Regions from separate parts of the Mus musculus genome. Here region 2 is linked to region 1. The links are chromatin loops, found by intact Hi-C in ENCODE. Cell type or tissue: gastrocnemius. All regions are shown on one strand. Each heading gives the region's core, and the rest is flanking DNA. Links, peaks and the distances in the headings are about the cores only.

What was found. Peaks named below come from ENCODE experiments on the same cell type or tissue, not always from the same donor. Only the 100,000 strongest peaks of a DNase experiment are listed, where the experiment ranks them.
Region 2: it touches region 1 in a loop (3-fold over the local background); 2 of 42 quality-filtered maps call a loop at or near these places.

What each region holds. Positions count from the first base shown.
Region 1 is chr4:155,064,330-155,068,714 of GRCm38, reverse strand. It overlaps Pex10 (peroxisomal biogenesis factor 10), which reads right to left and starts at 1,685. Exons shown (of 6, transcript NM_001042407.1): 1 at 1,541-1,685; 2 at 812-892; 3 at 1-52. The coding sequence starts at 1,646. In gastrocnemius, for the core only: a CTCF peak has its summit at 2,535 (motif pointing right); DNase peaks (open chromatin) are centred at 1,732, 2,543 and 4,037; H3K4me3 peaks cover 2,183 bases; H3K27ac peaks cover 2,462 bases.
Region 2 is chr4:154,834,801-154,839,185 of GRCm38, reverse strand. Ttc34 (tetratricopeptide repeat domain 34) reads right to left here and starts at 1,770. Exons shown (of 9, transcript NM_172878.4): 1 at 1,574-1,770; 2 at 1-395. The coding sequence starts at 350. In gastrocnemius, for the core only: no CTCF peak of the experiment used is centred there; a DNase peak (open chromatin) is centred at 1,793.

The DNA of each region.
Region 1 (4,385 bases), core at 264-4,263:
GATGGGTCCACTTGGATGATCCCAACGTACTCCTCCCCAAGGGTCTGGTAGCCTGAGGATTAATACACAGTGATGAGGGTCCAGGGACAAGTTTCCGGGCCAGCCTGTGTCGTCGTCCCCCCTCCAGCCTCACCAGTCACCCTGAGACCTAGCCAAGGCCAGCACAACTTCTTGTTAAACCCACTGTGGCCTTGCTGTGATTTCACCATGTCACAGAGACGGCCACTCTGGAATGGGCCTTGCATCTCCTGTTGGTTCCTACTCCCTTAAGTCTTTATTCTGTTTTCCAGTCCTTCCTCTGCTGAACTCATACCCCTGTCCAAGTGATGGGATCCGATCTTGTGGCTTTCTACCTTCTAGATGATGGCTGAGTCCTAAGTATCAGGCATACATACCACTGCTTACCTGACGCTGTCACATGGAGTCAGAATAAAAAGCCCCCAAGCCTACCCATGGCTTGCAGCTAGCTTCTAGTACTCCACCATGCAGACGATGAATCCTGACTTCCTGTTCCTGAGGCCAGCCCTGTGGAGTACCTTGTGATCTTTCCATGTGTCTCACCATGACCCTGCTCGTACCCTTCCCCCCACTCGATAGCCTCTTCCTTTTTATCTGCCTCGTACCCCATAAATGGAAAAGCCCATCCTGCTGAGAGAAAGTCTGGGGCAGTGAGTGCCCTCTGGCCAGTATCTTCCTTCCCGGAAACAGAGACTAATGCAGGTGATTTCCAGGAGCCTTCAAGCATCCCCTCCAGACCTGGGTGGGTTGTGGGCCCCTCAGTGCCCAGGACCTGCCGAGCACAGACAGCTACCTGCAATTGTGGTGAGGCCAAAGTAGGCTATGTCCGAGAGCAACTCGATCTCTTTCCTCCATTCCAGCCATTTCTTTGCACCTGAGAGAAGAAAAATATTAGCTCTAGAGAGGTGAAGTGGTTCTCTTAAGATGACTCCCAGCCGGGTAGTGGTGGCACACGCCTTTAATCCCAGCATTTGGGAGGCAGAGATTTCGAGTCCAGACTGACCAGAGTGAGTTCCAGGACAGCCAGGGCTACACAGAGAAACCCTGTCACTCCCGAAGGGCAGGTAAAGTCCAAGTCAAGTCACTCCTAAGACGACCCTCAACAACTCGTCTCTCCCTTCACCTCCTCTGCTGCCCTTGGTGACCGGAATGTCTCCGAGACGAAGACCGCCTCTTAAGAAGCCCCGACTGTAACTGTCTTGAGTCAGGTACTGTCCTAGAGACATGGAGCCCAGGAAAGTCTAGGTAGTGCTAACAACATAAGCCAGAGGCGACCTGTTTAGTATCAAACCTCGGCTCTCTGAAATCCCAAATCCCTGCCTGTGTGATCCACGTGTCTACCTATGAGAGTAATGACGTTAGGTCCACCCTGTAGGGGCGTCTGGAGAATAAATGGGCAAATGCTTGAGAAACACTAAAGCAGAGACCTGCAATGTGGTCAGCAGTGTGTACCTCTGTTTTGATCCCCGCTTTCCAAGCAAACTCTGGAGCTGCCGCCTGTCTGGGTGCCCGGAACGCTCACCCGCTAGGCTGTGCAGCGCTTCACCCGCCGCGCTCCGCAGGCCTCCCAGGTAGTACTCGTCCTTCTGCGCTGCCCGGATCACTTCAGGGGCACCCGCCCGCGCCATGGCCCGAATCGCAGAGCTCGCACCGCGCCTGCGCACCTCGTGGGCGGGGCCTGTGACGCTCGACGTGCGTCCGTCGTGGGGCTGAGGCTGCGAACACCACGCGGGCGAAGGCGGAGCCTAGGCGTGACATCTGTGGAGGCGGAGTAGTGGGCGTGTCCACGACATAGGGGTGGGGCTACCCGGGGAGGGGTGTGGTCTGTGCTTGGAGGGTGAAGCGGCACAGTGAAGTGGCGGGTAATGACAGGGAGGAGGTAGATACCTAGTGGGTAGGACCCCCGAGAAAGCTCAGCCTCGCAGATGTGTTTTTGGCCTGATTCAGGTTCAGTTTTCTGGCAGGAGGTACGTGTCTCTGGGCTGCAAAAGTGGATCTTTTGGGATAGCCACGTGATTCCAACGGACTGCTGAAGGCTCCAGTTGTTGGAGTTCCTCCCTGCCCATGCCCTGGTTTCTTCAGCTTGGGTTGGGCAATCCCAGATAGCACCTTTGACCACTGCTAGGAGGCAGTCACGGCTCATGCAGAGGCATGAACTTCTAGCCAAATCAAATGTGACAGTTTGAAATGTAGATTCTCTGAAGGCCCAAGGCCGCTTGTGCTGGAAGACTTTTCAAACTTGGAAGCTCATTTCTACCATAACCATGGGGTATGGCCTGTTCTAAGTGTCCCCGCCTGGACTGCTCCTTACACGCGACTGCTTTTTTGCATTCTCTTCTCTCAGCCATGGGGAACAAGACCAGAAACACTATTCAAGTATCTGTTGTTCTCAGGGATACGGCCTAAGTAAGCGTCTCTCTCCGTGGGCTTAAATCCTAGGCACAGCGGTGCCTTGATCCTCAAGTTCTTCCTTTGTGGGCTCTCAAGGATTCTTCCTATGGGACAAAACCCAAGATGGCCAGCAGGTGGAGCTATCAGCCCATCTTTTCTACTAGCTTGGGCTGCTAGAGCTTGTTAACCCAAACAGATCCTGCACAGATCAGGGAAACAAGAGGCTTTTCAGTGAGGAGAGAAAGTGGAAGGGCAAGATGAGTAGTGACATCATTGTAGATCAGTTCTCTGGATTCTCGGATGACCATGTGGCCTGGAGTCCCCCTTTGCTTCAGTGTTTCAGGGTTCCAGAACTCTGCGGTGGAGGTAGAGCGAGAGCTCTTGCTTACGGAAGGGGCATACGGCCCTTGCCACCTCCCACCCCTTGCCTTCTGAAGCACAAGGATCCTAAGACTGAGCCTTGTGACTTTCTCCTTGTAAACTCTTCCTCCTGCTTCAAGGATGGAGGACAGAAAGGCCAGGCTCCTGTTTCTCTGTGTAGCCCTGGATGTCCTGGAACTCACTTTGTAGACCAGGCTGGCCTCAAACTCAGAAATCTGCCTGTCTCTACCTCCCAAGTGCTGGGATTAAAGGTGTGAGCCACCACTGCCCAGCTCAACAACTAATTCTAAAGTCATACACGCTGTGGGTTTTGTTGTCCTGCCTGATGTCGTTTGCCAGCTCTGGCCACTCTGTTTTCTTTTTTTTTTTTTTTTTCTTAAAGATTTATTTATTTATACGTAAGTACACTGTAGCTGTCTTCAGACACTCCAGAAGAGGGAGTCAAATCTCGTTAAGGATGGTTGTGAGCCACCATGTGGTTGCTGGGATTTGAACTCCGGACCTTCGGAAGAGCAATCGGGTGCTCTTACCCATCTCACCAGCTCCTAAAAAACTCTTTATTTTTATGTTTGTGAGTACATTGTTGCTCTCCTCAGACACACCAGAAGAGGGCATCAGATCCCACTACAGATGTTTGTGAGCCACCATGTGGTTACTGGGATTTGAACTCAGGACCTCTGGAAGAGCGGTCAGTGCTCTTAACCACTGAGCCATCTCTCCAGCCCCACCACTCTGTTGTCTAACTCTATTAAGTTAAATTATATTTATTGTGTTTGTGTTGTACGCATGTGTATATATTCATGTTTGTATATGTGTGGGCATATGTGGATATGTGGCATGCATAAGAGTGTGTGTGTGTACGCCTGCAAGTGTGGAGTCTGGCAAGGACGATACCTGGTATCATCTTGGATTGCTCTTCCACCTTCTTCTTTGGAGCAGGTCTCTGAATCAAAACCAGGACTTACCCACATGGCTAGTCTTATCAGCTAACTTACTCTGGGATCCTCCTTCCACGGTTGAAATTTCAGGTGGGTCACCTCACCCATCAGATGTTTATGTGGGCTCTCTGGATCTGAACTCTGCTCTTCATACTGGGGCAACAAGCATCCTATCCGCTGACCTCTGTAGCCAGCCCTATCTGAGAAATTTGTAATATAGTTCTGCTGGTAGGGAGGCCAGAGACAGTAAGCCAGGACCTTGGGGAGGCCTGGGAACTGGGAGGGGATTGCCCAGCAGGTGGCTCCATTGCACCTGCTCTGTGCCCTCCCCCACCGCCACCCCCCATCCCCAGGTTAAACCTTCCAGCACCACCTAGCTGGCTTCCCTTTGCCTAGTGTCTTTCATTCCTTGCCTAGTGTCTTTCATTCCTTGCAAATCTTCCCTCTGCCCCTAGCAGGGATTTACCATTCTGGTGGTTGCTGTACACATCACACCCAGGATGGGGCTTGCTGAACGGCTGGCAAACAAGAAAACTCCATTTCTCTACCAGATCTGGCCCTGGGGTTGTACTGCGGGGTCCACACCTACCTTGAGGCAAGAGTAACCCTGTAAAGCCCCTGCCCTCACCTGACATCTGGTCTCCTGGGAACCTGAGG
Region 2 (4,385 bases), core at 244-4,243, 230 kb after region 1:
TGACGTCCTTGGGCCAGCAGGCCAGCCAAAAGGTACAGGACAGTGGCAGGGTGATCCGGGCAAATGGCACCGAGGAAGGCAGAGGCCAGTGGCCCAGTCAGGGAGACCACCGTCATGCCATCCCAGTGGATAGCAGGGATTTGGCTGTCCCCACAACACCAGGACTCCAGGGTGGCCACCACAGGTGCCCCTGGCGACTCAGCCAGGAGAGCCCGTACATGCCGCACGGCTGAAGGCGCATGGCAGCTGAAGGCGGCCAGATAGAAGGCTGTGGCTAAGGGAAGCTCCTCCAGGGCCAGGTGCTTGTCCCCCTCCTGGCAGAGGCAGGCCACGAGCTCCTGAGCTGACATCACGGTCTCAGTCCCCACTGGCTCATGTTCGGTCTTCCTGGGTACCTGCAGGAAGGGAATTGAAGTTAGTGTCTGAGTTGTCACGTTCAGCTTGAGCATGGCCCCGGAGTCCTCAGAATCTGTGCAGACCCTGCTGTGTGGAACCTGAGACCTGGCCACTGAAGAGATATTAGTGGCACTCTCTCAGCAGGCAGTCTCCATAGCTGGGCGTGGGCTCTGCTAGAACCTGTTGGGTTTCAAGTTACTTTTCTCTTGAGCCTTGGTTTCCTTCCCTGTCGAGTGGGATGGGACCCCGCCTACTCAGGTCAGCCTAAGAGGGTTTTGGTGTTCAAGTTGGGGGGTGGGGGGAGAACTGAATGCTTAAGAGATCAGGGGTCAGGGCAGGCTCTAGAACACCTGGCTCCATCTACCTCCAGGAAAAAAGTGTCTCAGAACTCCAACCCAGCACTACACCCCCACCTGCTCATGCCTGGGTGATGCAGGCTGAGGGTTAAGGTCAAGAAGTGCCTGCCAGGTCTGGAGCAGGGTGGAGAGCACTACCAGACAACCTATGGTGGGGAGCACTACCAGACAACCCATGGTGGGGAGCACTACCAGACAACCCATGGTGGGGAGCACAACCAGACCACCCACACTGGAGAGCACTACCAGACAACCCATGATGGGGAGCACTACCAGACAACCCATGGTGGAGAGCACTACCAGACAACCCATGGTGGGGAGCACTACCAGACAACCCATGGTGGGGAGCACTACCAGACAACCCACACTGGAGAGCACTACCAGACAACCCACACTGGAGAGCACTACCAGACAACCCATGGTGGGGAGCACTACCAGACAACCCATGGTGGGGAGCACTACCAGACAACCCATGGTGGGGAGCACAACCAGACAACCCATGGTGGGGAGCACTACCAGACAACCCACACTGGAGAGCACTGCCAGACAACCCATGTTGGGGAGCACAACCAGACAACCCATGGTGGGGAGCACTACCAGATAACCTATGGTGGGGAGCACTACCAGACCACCCACACTGGAGAGCACTACCAGACAACCCATGGTGGGGAGCACAAACAACCCATAATCAGCTCAGAGAAAGACTCTAGAACAAGTCTGTCTTCTAACCCTGCCATCTGACCCCAGGTTAACTACTCTTGGCCCCAACAAGTCCTCCGTGACAGACACATATACACATGCAATACCCTGCTCACACTCACAAGCCGAACCAGCCAGGTCTGGACATGGGAAGGCTCTGGACATGGGAAGGTTCTGATGACTCAAATTCCTTATTAGGCCCCAGGTTGGGGGTGGTGGGTGAAGCTGCTGGTCATCCCCAGGGGCTCTGGGCCTTTAGAGACACAGGCCCAACACAGTAGACACAGAACAGGCAAGGCCAGTTTCCAGGGAGAGTGTCAACATCCCAAAGCTGCCTGGCTGCTCAGCTATGCCCTCTAGTGGCCAGACCTGCTCAGGCAGTGGGGAGGGCAAGGGAAGGAGGCAAGGTTTCGCTGGGCTTCATGGGGCAGCCTTGGAGGAGAGAATCTAAGTCTCGGAGGAGGGAGGCTCAGGAGTGTACAGTGCCTGGGTTTTGGGTGAACTGTCCCATGCTTTGTGCTAGCCCCTGCCCCACAGTTTCAGTCTTTGTCTCTGAGTCCCAGAACTCAACCTTGGACAGGGTGATGATTCTTCACCCCATACCACGCCTGGTCTCGCTCCCCTTCCTGCAGCCCCTGTCCACGCTGCGGGTCCTATGGTCTTCTAATTTGCCCCAAGTCCTTGGCCCCACTGGGCAAGTAGGCTAGGATCTAGTTCTGTGCTCACAGCCTGTTTCCTGGGTTGCCCTGGCTCTACCAGCCCTTTGATGAGGATGGCTAGGTCTAGACTGAGGAGGGGGCATACGGTTCAGTTTTAGAAGGAGGAAGTAGAGGCTGTGGCCTGAGAATCAGTCCATGCTTTGTCAGCTGCCCTACAGGGCATGCTGGGTAATCAGCTTCATATGACTGCAGAGGGGTCTGCTTTGGGCGGCCCCTCCCAACTCGCCTCACCAAAGTGTACAGGTATGGGTGAGCACTGGCTCCTCTGGGGGCCCTGGGGACTGGATACAAGGCTGCTGGGGGTGGGTGGGATAGCTTCCAGGGATACAGTCTGCACACACCCCTCTATGGAGCTGTGATATAGAGAGCCTGGGTCTGAGGGAGCAAGGTGGGTGCAGCCAGCAAGGCTCGATTTCCTGTACAGCCCACCTTCGCTTCAGCTCCTTGACATTCACAAAGGCACAAAACTTGCAGTCGGCAGTGGTGAGGGCTTATTAAGAAATTTCCTATTATGTTACTTTGATTACTTTCATTTTAATTACCCTAATTAGGCGAGCTCTGTAATGGAGTGGGCTGTCCTGTGGGGCTGTTGGAAGGGCCTGGGGCACAGAGGGGCACTGACTATGGCAATTACATTAGCCCTGATATGTCCCCTGTGCCCTGCCTGGGTGTATGGAGCCTGAGGGGATGCAGGCACTGGCCAGATGGCCCATCTCCTGGTTAGGATTGGGCTGTGACTGTAACTCCCATTTGAGAGCAGCATGCCTGGGTGCTGGAACCCACCTGTCCACGCTGTGTCTTCTATATTGTGTTTACACCTCTGATACTGTGGTAAACAAATCCAGACTGCTGGAGTTGAGTAGGGAGTCCAAGTTTCAGAATCCGGACATGGGAACCAATCGCAAGGCTTTAGTCTCTCTGGTCCAAAGGATTTCTGCTGTGACTGACTCGAATCTAGTTAGTGGTGACCAGAATTTCAGCCCTGTTCACTACATAGGACCCATGAGTTACCCTAGACACCCTGCTTTGTTGGGGATCTAGGATGTCTGAGCAGGAGTCAGCCCTGCTCCATAGTGACATCCCTTAAACAACCCATGAGAATAGTTCTGACCATCTGACCACTCCTCTGTGGTGATAGGTTTGTATCTGAGGCTGTGCCTGGCCTCATGGGAACAGGGGCAGAGTCACTGTAGCTCCCAATGTAGCTTTCTGCATACAGTGTTTAAGCAGGCCCTTGGGATGCCCTTCATTGGAAAGAGCACTGGGCTAGTGACCAGGGTCTTCTCAGATGAGCAGGGAACAGGGCAGACGTTGCGAAAACTCCGAATCAAACCTTGTTGGGTGTGGGTCTGATAATTGTGAGTTGCTGTTCTGGGACAGTACTCACAGGGCCTGTAGGGAGCTCTTTCTCAGCTCTCCAGAGGAAGAGTGGGAGTGGCTGTTCCCATGAAAAGGTCTTTATGGATCCTCTTCCCAGATCCCCAGTGTCCCCCCCAAGAGGGCTGCATTAGAAAGATCTGTTGTGGGTTGGTGAGATGGCTCAGTGGGTAAGAGCACCCGACTGCTCTTCCAAAGGTCCGGAGTTCAAATCCCAGGAACCACGTGGTGGCTCACAACCATCTGTAACAAGATCTGACGCCCTCTTCTGGAGTGTCTGAAGACAGCTACAGTGTACTTACATATAATAAATAAATAAATCTTTTAAGAAAGAAAGAAAGAAAGAAAGAAAGAAAGAAAGAAAGAAAGAAAGAAAGAAAGAAAGGAAGAAAGAAAGAAAGAAAGAAAGGAAGAAAGAAAGAAAGAGATCTGTTGCATCTTTCCAGAATTCATTTGTGTCGCCCATGCAGTGGGTAGTGGTCACCCTTTCCTGCAAAGTGCCCCTCAGATACTGATGTGTCCCTGGTGACTAGCTTTAACCCCAGGGGCTGGGAAAATGGTCCCCCTTCCTGGTGAGGACCTGAGCCCTCCTGACCCTGAAAGCTGGTAGTGGTGCTGGATACAGGGTAGAGAGGCCTTGGCTCAGTTCATAGGTGAGTTGGCCAGTTTGTCTGTCCATCCCCAAGGGAATCTGAGCATCTCTTTACCACTGACATGTTTTCCCTAAGGGCTTCCCAGGGCACTTCATCCACCTGCCTCCCATAGGGGCCTCCCATAGGGGCTCATTGTGTCTGAGCCACCAAGAATCAGAACAGGTCTGCAGCCAGGATTCCTCAAA